Linked DNA regions of Homo sapiens: region 2 is linked to region 1. Evidence: read pairs that join two places in POLR2A ChIA-PET (ENCODE). Cell type or tissue: GM12878. All regions are shown on one strand. Links, peaks and the distances in the headings refer to the core of each region. The heading gives the core; the rest is flanking DNA. Region 1 overlaps COPZ1 (coat protein complex I subunit zeta 1). Region 2 overlaps GPR84-AS1 (GPR84, ZNF385A, ITGA5 and GTSF1 antisense RNA 1).

The links. ChIA-PET counts read pairs that join two places held together with the same protein. Peaks named below come from ENCODE experiments on the same cell type or tissue, not always from the same donor. Only the 100,000 strongest peaks of a DNase experiment are listed, where the experiment ranks them.
Region 2: POLR2A ChIA-PET joins it to region 1 with 9 read pairs; 5 of 35 experiments call an interaction of 5 or more read pairs at or near these places.

Annotation. Positions count from the first base shown.
Region 1 is chr12:54,326,916-54,331,296 of GRCh38, reverse strand. All of the region lies in intron 1 of COPZ1 (coat protein complex I subunit zeta 1), which reads right to left. Among named protein-coding and RNA genes, the nearest start is that of COPZ1, 4.0 kb to the right of the region's middle. RefSeq lists enhancers at 726-1,415, 1,416-2,106. In GM12878, for the core only: no CTCF peak of the experiment used is centred there; no DNase peak of the experiment used is centred there; H3K27ac peaks cover 389 bases.
Region 2 is chr12:54,390,702-54,395,082 of GRCh38, reverse strand. The region is part of intron 1 of GPR84-AS1 (GPR84, ZNF385A, ITGA5 and GTSF1 antisense RNA 1); the gene reads right to left. It also overlaps a transcript of ZNF385A not described here. Among named protein-coding and RNA genes, the nearest start is that of ZNF385A, 8.2 kb to the right of the region's middle. RefSeq lists silencers at 3,576-3,785, 3,826-3,885. In GM12878, for the core only: CTCF peaks have their summits at 649 (motif pointing right) and 3,657 (motif pointing left); no DNase peak of the experiment used is centred there; H3K4me3 peaks cover 698 bases.

The DNA of each region.
Region 1 (4,381 bases), core at 240-4,239:
AGGAAGGAGAATCGCTTGAACCTGGAAGGCAAAGGTTGCGGTGAGCCAAGATCATGCCATTGCACTCTAGCCTGGGCAACAAGAGCAAGACTCTGTCTCAAAAAAAAAAAAAAAAAAAAAAAAGAGTGTGAAAATAAAAAGCCAAATAAAAAAGCAGGCTTCATCTGCAGCATATATAACTTAGATTACACAACAGGAAGGACTTCCTGAAGAGATGGGTGTGGTCAAACACCAGAAGAGGTGACACAGGCTAGGGAATGTAAGGCCAGGAGAGATCCCCCTAATAATCTGATGTAAGGAAACCTATTCTGCCCAAAAACAGGAGGGACAGAATGTGAGAGGGCCCTTGCCAGCACAAGCATCTTACAAGTGCATGGACTCATTCTCTGAATCCATCTTCATCAGCTGTCCCCTGGGCACTCTGCCTTTCCTCTTCCTAATTACTCCAGCACAAGTGGGTACATAGGTACTGATTCTTTATCCCTGCTCCATCTGATTTGCTCCTCTAGTTTCCCTTTCCACAACCTGTTTTCTTGTCAACATCCAGACTCTAATCAAGCCATGTCAATGGAGTAAAGTAAGAAACAGCAGCAAGTATCTAGATAAAAAAGACCCTAAACCTGCCACTAGGCTCCGTCAAATACCTGGATAATTGCACTCATCCTCTGCCTCCCAAGGCAGACCTGGCTTCTCAAGGGTCTGGTTTTCCTCACATGGAGGCCCCCTCCTCCTCTTCTGACCATGTGACAGCTCCCCTAGATCTTTGATATAATTTATACCTTGCCAGGGACCAACTCTTTCCCACCACTGTGAAGAAGAGGGAAAAAATATATATAAATACGTCGGAAATCTATAACAAGGTCTTCTTGGAGGGCAAGACATGGGGAGAGTTAGAAGCAGCGTCAATTGCTCTTTGGGGGTTTTAGTTCAAGCCGAGGTCTGCTTCCAGCAATCAACCATTAAAACAAGCTGGCCAGAGTAACAGCACAGTTTATTCTGATCATTTAATTTGAAGTGTCAATAAATTAAACTTCAATCAATTAAACTAGGTGTGCAATAACCCAGATGGACACCCCGACACCAACATAATCACAATAAAAATTTTTATTGCTGCCAGGGACCTCACCGGGGGCAGTGCTGGCACTGCTCGCGCCCTAGCTGAGAAATATATCTCCACAGCGCAGGAATGAGGAGATTGCTTCTCCTAACAAAATGGAGGGGGCCAGGCACCAGCAAGGACGCAGCTGGGAGAGGGGCACAGGGGACTGCCAGGAACGAGATGGGAGTGCTTTAGGGGCTTAATGTAATTGATACCTTTGCCCAGAGCAGGGGGAGGGGGGCATTTAGGCCAAGTACCTCTACTGTTAGGGCCAAAGGAATTTAACAAAAGCCCCATTAAGATGATTCAGGAAGCAAAGGCCAAGGAGCAACATCAACCTTTAAAGTCATTGACATATTCTGCATAGTTTCCTCCTCCATACATACTCATATCCTTGTGCACTTTGGATGGCCTGATTTTTTAATGAGGCTTAGAATTTAGGATTTGGTTATGGTTTTAAAATATTAAGGTAAGACAAAGTACAGAATTAGAAGTCTAGTCTGTAAAGCACTGGAGAAGCACTCTGAAAGTGAATCCAGAGAGGATTAGGAAAAATAAAACCTATGAACAAAGATTTAAAGATCTAAACCGATACAGAATTCAGTTTTGTTTGTTTTTTAAGACAGAGTTTCACTTTTTGCCCAGGCTGGAGTGCAATGGCCCTCGGCTCACTGCAACCTCCGCCTCCCAGGTTCAAGCGATTCTCCTGCCTCAGTCTCCCGTGTAGCTGGGGATTACAAGCGCATGCCACCACGCCCAGCTAATTTTTGTATTTTTAGCAGAGACGGGTTTCACCATGTTGGTCAGGCTGGTCTTGAACTCCTGACCTCAGGTGATCCACTCACCTCAGGATTACAGGTGTGAGCCACCGAGCCCGGCCCGAGTAATTCAGCTTTAAAGAAAAAAAGTAAAGCAGGAAGGAGGAAGGGGAAATCCTTATCTTTAAGATTCCACAGGTTATTAATGGAGAATGGTGATCTGCAGAGATCCTCTTCATTCACAACTCAAAAAGCGAGAACCAGCAGATACAGCAAGAGAGAAGAAGCCAAGTCCAAAGATGCAGGCTGAGATCACTATTATTAAGCATTGGGAACTAAAAGAGATGAAAGGGTCTCTTTCCTTAGAGCCTAAGGAGACCTGAGAGAGATTAGACAAATCTGCTTGAAAGCTAGAGCTGGATTACTTAATTCAAGAAAGAAATGTGACCATGTGACCCACTGTAAAGTACCTAAAAGAAGGGAACTTACTGTTATTTAGAAATTCCACAATCAATGCAAACTTTGATCAACAGTTCTTCTTGACCCCCTGTAGCTTACCTGTCCCTTTTTCTCGACATCCTGCAGCTATGTATGTACCTTGTAGAGTTAAGGACAGAAGAATATGCTTTGATCAGATTGTCCCTAACCGCATTACATAGGTTTCCCATAACAAAGAACCAGTGTGGTTTTAAAAGCAAAGTCCAGGGTTACCTGATCAAGTTAGCAGGGATCTGTGAATGCAGCCTATTAGGCATAGATTAAAGCAAAAGAATAAGGAAGAAGCAGGCTGAAACAGACTTCACTGAAGAAGCAGAGACAGAGAACTAAGGGAAGAGAAATGTGACAGAGAGACTTTCTTTTTCTTTAACTTTTCTGAGACAGAGCCTTGCTCTGTCACCCAGGCTGGAGTGCAGTGGCGCATCTCGGCTCACCGCGACCTCTGCCTCCCAGGTTCAAGTGATTCTCTTGCCTCAGCTTCCTGAGTAGCTGGGATTACAGGCGTGGCCACGCCCAGCTAAGTTTTGTATTTTTAGCAGAGACCGGGTTTCACCATGTTGGTCAGGCTGGTCTCCAACTCCTGACCTCGTGATCCGCCCACCTCGGCCTCCCAAAGTGCTGGATTTACAGGCGTGAGCCACCGTGCCCGGCCTTTTTTTTTTTTTTGAGATGGAGTCTAACACTGTCGCCTGGGCTGGAGTGCAGTGGCGCGATCTCGGCTCACTGCAACCTCTGCCTCCCTGGCTCAAGTGATTCTCCTGCCTCAGCCTCCTGAGTAGTTGGGACTATAGGCTCGTGCCACCACGCCCAGCTATTTTTTTTTGTATTTTTAGTAGAGACATGGTTTCACCATGTTGGCCAGGCTGGTTTCGAACTCCTGACCTCAAGTGATCCGCCCACCTCAGCCTCCCAAAGTGCTAGGATTACAGGCATGAGCCACTGCACTGCGCCCGACAGAGATACTTTCACATATAACTCCCCCAGCTTACCCACTACACACAGGCCCATTGTTAAAAGGGCTCCCCAATTATTATCTTCCTCATTCCTTTACCTTTAAGCAGGCTCCCTTCTAAACATATATAGGTAAGTCTAAAAACTTCCAAAAAAACCAATTCCCTAGAATCTATCCTAGTCTGCTAATTGGGTTTAGGGGGAGGTTTTTTATTCTTATTTTTTTAGAGACAGGGTCTGGCTTTGTCACCCATGCTGGAGTGCAGTGGCACAATCATAGCTCACTGCAGCCTCAAACTCCCAGGCTCAAGCGATCCTCCTGCCTCAGCCTCTTACAGTGCTGGGATTACAGGCATGAGCCACTGCACTCAACCTCTTGATTAAGAATACTTGCTGCCGGGCACGGTGGCTCACTCCTATAATCCTAGCACTTTGGGAGGCTGAGGCAGGTGGATTGCCTGAGCTCAAGAGTTCAAGACCAGCCTGGGCAACACAGTGAAACCGTCTCTACTAAAATACAAAAAAGTTAGCCAGGTGTGGCAGCACGTGCCTGTAGTCCCAGCTACTCGTGAGGCTGAGGCAGGAGAAATTGCTTCAACCCAGGAGGCAGAGGTTGCAGTGAGGTGAGATCACACCACTGCACTCCAGCCTGGGTGACACAGCGAGACTCTGTTTCCAAAAAAAAAAAAAAAAACTTGCTAACTGGCCGGGGTGCAGTGACTCACACCTGTAATCCCAGCACTTTGGGAGGCCAAGGCAGGCAGATCACTTGAGGTCAGGAGTTCAAGACTAGACCAGCCTGGCAAACATGGAGAAACCCTGTTTCTACTAAAAATACAAAAATTAGCTGGGCATGGTGGCGCGTGCCTGTAACCCCAGCTACTCAGGAAGCTGAGGCATGAGAATTGCTTGATTCTGGGAGGCGGAGGTTGCAGTGAGCCAAGATTGCACCACTGCACCCCAGCCTGGGCAACACAGCCAGACTCTATCTCAAAAAAAAAAAAAAAAAAAAAAAAAAAAAAAAAAAAAGAATACTTGTTAACTGCTTGGTACAGAAAATATTTAAAACTACTCA
Region 2 (4,381 bases), core at 161-4,160, 64 kb before region 1:
AAGCAGGGCTTGACTCCTCTGCCCCTCCCTCATCCCCCATCAGACCTGGTCCCCAACACTCCCAAGGGAGAAGGGAAAGGAACCTCTTCTCTTTGGGTTTGAGGATTAGAGCAGAATGCAAAGGGGGAGGTCCAAGGTGGAGGTGGGGGAGGATGGTTCAGAAAATTTACCAGGCTTCCCTAAATCAGAATAATGAAATGAGTTGAGAGGAAAAAGCCACGGAACTAAATTAGAAGAAAGCCCAGTTAGGTTTTTGTATTGCTTTGTTTTCATTGCTACTGTGTGCTGGTAGGGGGTGTTAGTTTGCATACATTATCACATTTAATTTCTCACAGAGTTCTGTGAGGTTGGTACTATTTATCCCATTTACACAAAGAGAAACTGAGGCCCAGAGAGGTTACATAACTTGTGCAAAGTCACACAGTGAGTGGCAGAACAGAGTGAAACTCAGCCTTATCTGGCTGGGAAAGCCCGAATTCTTAACCAACATGCCACAGGGTTCAGATCTTTGAAGATAAATCTCGCAAAGTGAGGGACCCTCAGGGTTCTCTTTTCTCCTCAAGGCCTGTCCTAACGGGCAGCAAGAGGGAGAGCAATTGCGGTTGTTGGAGACAAAGATGTCCCTGTCAGGATAGACTAAAATTCAGCCACCAGAGGGCAGCATAGCCACAAATTTATGGGAAATTTGGGAAGGTAGGGTATGAGGTCCACCTCACCCTCTTCCCCCATCACCAGGACTATTCTCATTAACTCAGGCTTCTGCCTAGCAGGGCCTGCATCACCTAAAAATATCCCTCCTGGGAGACCAACCCTGGACCACACTCCAGTCTGTGACTTCTTAGAATGCTCTGAGTCAGGAATGTCTTCACAGAACCCACAAATGAAAAGGGGCTGATGGGGTAGAAGAGACAGGATGAGACAAAGAACCCCCTAGCATTTCTAAGAATGGCAGCCGTGGCATAACAAGGCACCAGAAATTCTAGAGGGAGGAAATCCCATACCTGATACATTAAGAGGAGTCCCCTTCTTGGGAGAGAGGTGGGGGTAGAAGCAGCCAAACTCCAGGGGCCAGACCTAAAATGTCTTCCACTGTTGTGAGGAGGAAATAAGGAAGGGAAGTGGGCTGTGAAAATTGGGCTGGTGTCATGGGTGTGTCACTGTGTAGGGCCTGTACTTTTGAGAGAGTGACAAGTTCTTACCCGTGGATGCACAATATAAGGAAGAAATTCCTTGAGCTCAGAAATGCCACAGATGTAATCTAGTATGAGCCTCTCTTTCCCTGAGCTCTAATTCTCAGACTCCTGGTCTAAGTTTCTTCTCCCAAATCTCCCAACCCTCCGAAGGAAGTGTGGCTCCCACCTTGAGACTTGAATAATCCAGACGAATTTAAGTGTAGGGGGGCTAGAAGGCCTGAGCCCTATCCTTGTCTGTGTTGGTGGAGATGAAAAGGAGAAGGAAAGGAGGCCTTAGGAAGTGAACAGAGCAGCTGGGGGTGCAGGGAGGGGGAGGGGGCTCAGGAGAGGCAGCTGGCAGGCGGGAAGCTGATCTGGGGGTCTCAAGTTTCTTGACATCAATTAGAGCAGCCGGCCTGGGCTCATTAGTAGCCCGGGGTGCAGGGCTCATCAATAATGAATTCACCCCACACACCTTCCCCCCACCCCAGCTGCCTGCAAGGTCACCCCGTCCTCTAGCCAGCTGCTTCCCCTTGGTAAGCTTAAGCAACCCCTCTTCTGAGATCTTCCTAACCCAGAGTCCCTGGGGCAGTGTGGCAGGGTGGACAACAGCTGAGCGCAAAGGGGTCTCTAAAACCAATCGACCATGCCTGATGATGGCTCTTGTTTAGTCTCTGAGTCCACCCAGGAGGAGAAAGAATGGGAAGAGGAAAGGAGGTGCAGGGTCTAAGGAGAAGCAAGGGTTTTTCATACTGGAGTTGACCAGCATGGTGGTAGGTCAGACCCAGAGCAGGAGGACCTCCTCTGATGGACCCAGAAACCCCATATCCTCTCCCAAGGCCAATCCCCTGAGATCTCTGCCCCACTGAATCAGAATGAGACTAAGGCATTGGCACTCCCAGCATTCTCTCCCTTGAGCTGGAGTGTCTTGGCAGGTACAGAAACAGGTCTTTTCTTCAAACCAGATTACTGGCGTGAGGGCAAGAGATTGCTGGGACCCAGAAACAGAAACTCAAACTTCCTGCACCTTAATTGACCATCCAGTCCCAATTTCCCTCCAGAACCCAGGAATGTCAGTCTCTTTCCCCTTCCTAAACCATTCCGAAACTTCAGTCCCACCACCCTTTCACCAACTTCTTCCCCTCAGCTTCTACCTCCCTAAACCTCAAACGTTCCAGTTCCCACCCACTTTTCCTCTGATTGGGGTTGGCCTGAAGCTGGCTGTGTGGCATTCTGGGAAATCTGGCTGCCACCCTCCCTCTTGAGACAAGTACAGACAGATCCAGCCTCCATCTCCCCCAGACATCTGCATTCTCCAAGACTCCTACCTTGTACTGGGGTCCCTTAAGAATACCTCTGAGTGGGCTGCGTGCGGTGGCTTACGCCAGTAATCCCAGCACTTTGAGAGAGCGAGGCAGGCGGATCACCTGAGGTCAGGCGTTCGAGACCAGCCTGGCCAACATAGTGAAATCCTGTCTCTACTAAAACTACAAAAATTAGCCAGGCGTGGTGGCGGGCACCTGTAATCCCAGCTACTCGGGAGGCTGAGGCAGGAGAATGCTTGAACCCGGGAGGCAGAGGTTGCAGTGAGCTGAGATCGTGCCACTGCACTCCAGCCTGGCGACAGAGCAAGACTTGGGTCTCAAAAAAGAAGAAAAAAGAAAAAAGAAGAAAAGAATACCTCCAAGTGGCCTGTACTTCCTCTCCCTCCTGACATTCTCCCCTGCTCATACATTTTGTCCTACCCTCCATCTTCCCCTCCACCTCACGAAATGCCCCCCCACCAGTCCTCCTCGACCGAAGCTCGCCTTAGTGGGGAATGCCGCTGATTTAGCCCTGGATAGATGCTCCCTGATGCCACCCCACCCTAATCCAGGTCATCTCTACAAGGTGCCTCAGTTCTGAATTTTCTGTCATCTTCCAGTTGCCCTAATGATCTCGGTTACAAGCTTCTATTTCCATCTCCTCAGGTCCATTGATTGCAATCTCCTCGCTGAGACCTTCCCTAAGGACCCAGGCATTCAGACCCCAGCCAGAACTCAACCTGGGATCCATCTTCAACATCCCATTTCACCTCAGAGGCCCAGCCCCCAGGCATCCTGCTCCAAAGCCAGAACAACAAACTAGGACCCATACAATTTCTGCTGCACTTCCCCTGCCCCCTGCTCAGTCCATTACTCTGGAGGGAACCTAGGTATCCTACCCAACCCAAGGCCCATCGCCTCCCAGAGTACTTAGGCACCCCCGCCCCCCTCCCCCCCCCACTCCCCTGCCCACCCCATATCAGCCCAGCACCAGACTTCCCGCCCTCAGACTCAGCCCTTCCCGGGAACCCAGGCATCCTAGTTTCCAGCTTCGTCCATCACCTCACACCGTCTTCTAGACGTCCTGTTCCCCCAGCCCTGGCCGCAGTGACACCGTAAACCCAGGAGGCCAGCAGGCAGCAAGAAGAAGGGCGGGAGGAAGCGGGAGGGGCCAGGACGCCCCCTCGCGGAGCCCTGAGTGCCCGGGTCCCCTCCTCCCGTCTTCACCTGCTGAGGGCCCCGCCCCCGCTCCGCCTCGGCCGGCCTCTGCTCCTCCCCGGCTCCTCCCCCCGTACCCCCAGCCCGGCCAGAACGGCCCCCGGGACAGAGCGACGCGGAACCCCGGGCGCCTGGGTCCCCAGCATGATCCTCGGTGAGTGGTCTCTGCGACTCCAGGCTCCCGGCTCCTGGGTTCCTCTCTGTGGGTCACCCACCGCCCCCCTCCACCATCTCCCGGCACCGCGGTGACTGCGGCCGCCCGTCAGCGACCGGTTCCCCCTCCCCCTTCATCTGGCTCCACATCTGGGGTCCCCTCTTCCCCTCTTCCCCTCTTTCCCAGGCTGCCGCTGCTCCGGGTAATTTAGGGAGTGGTAAAGCGGGAGGCAGAGCGGAGTGAGACCCCCGCCCCATAATTAGAACATTGCGTATTCATGAGGCTCATGAATATTATATACCAGTCTACGAGAGGCTGGGGGAGGGGGCTGGTCCTGGCCTGGTGGAGTTGGGGGAAAGGTTCTGACCCGTCTCCCGCCCCAGCGTCTTCCCCCACCCTTAGCTTAGATACTCCGACATCCTTCTGGGCCCAGGATAAGGGGGAAAGGAGGAAGTGGGGGGTGGAAGGAGAAGATGGTGGGTGTAGCTTCGAGGTGAGTGTGGTGGGAGGTGGGAACCTGAGGGCCGGAGATA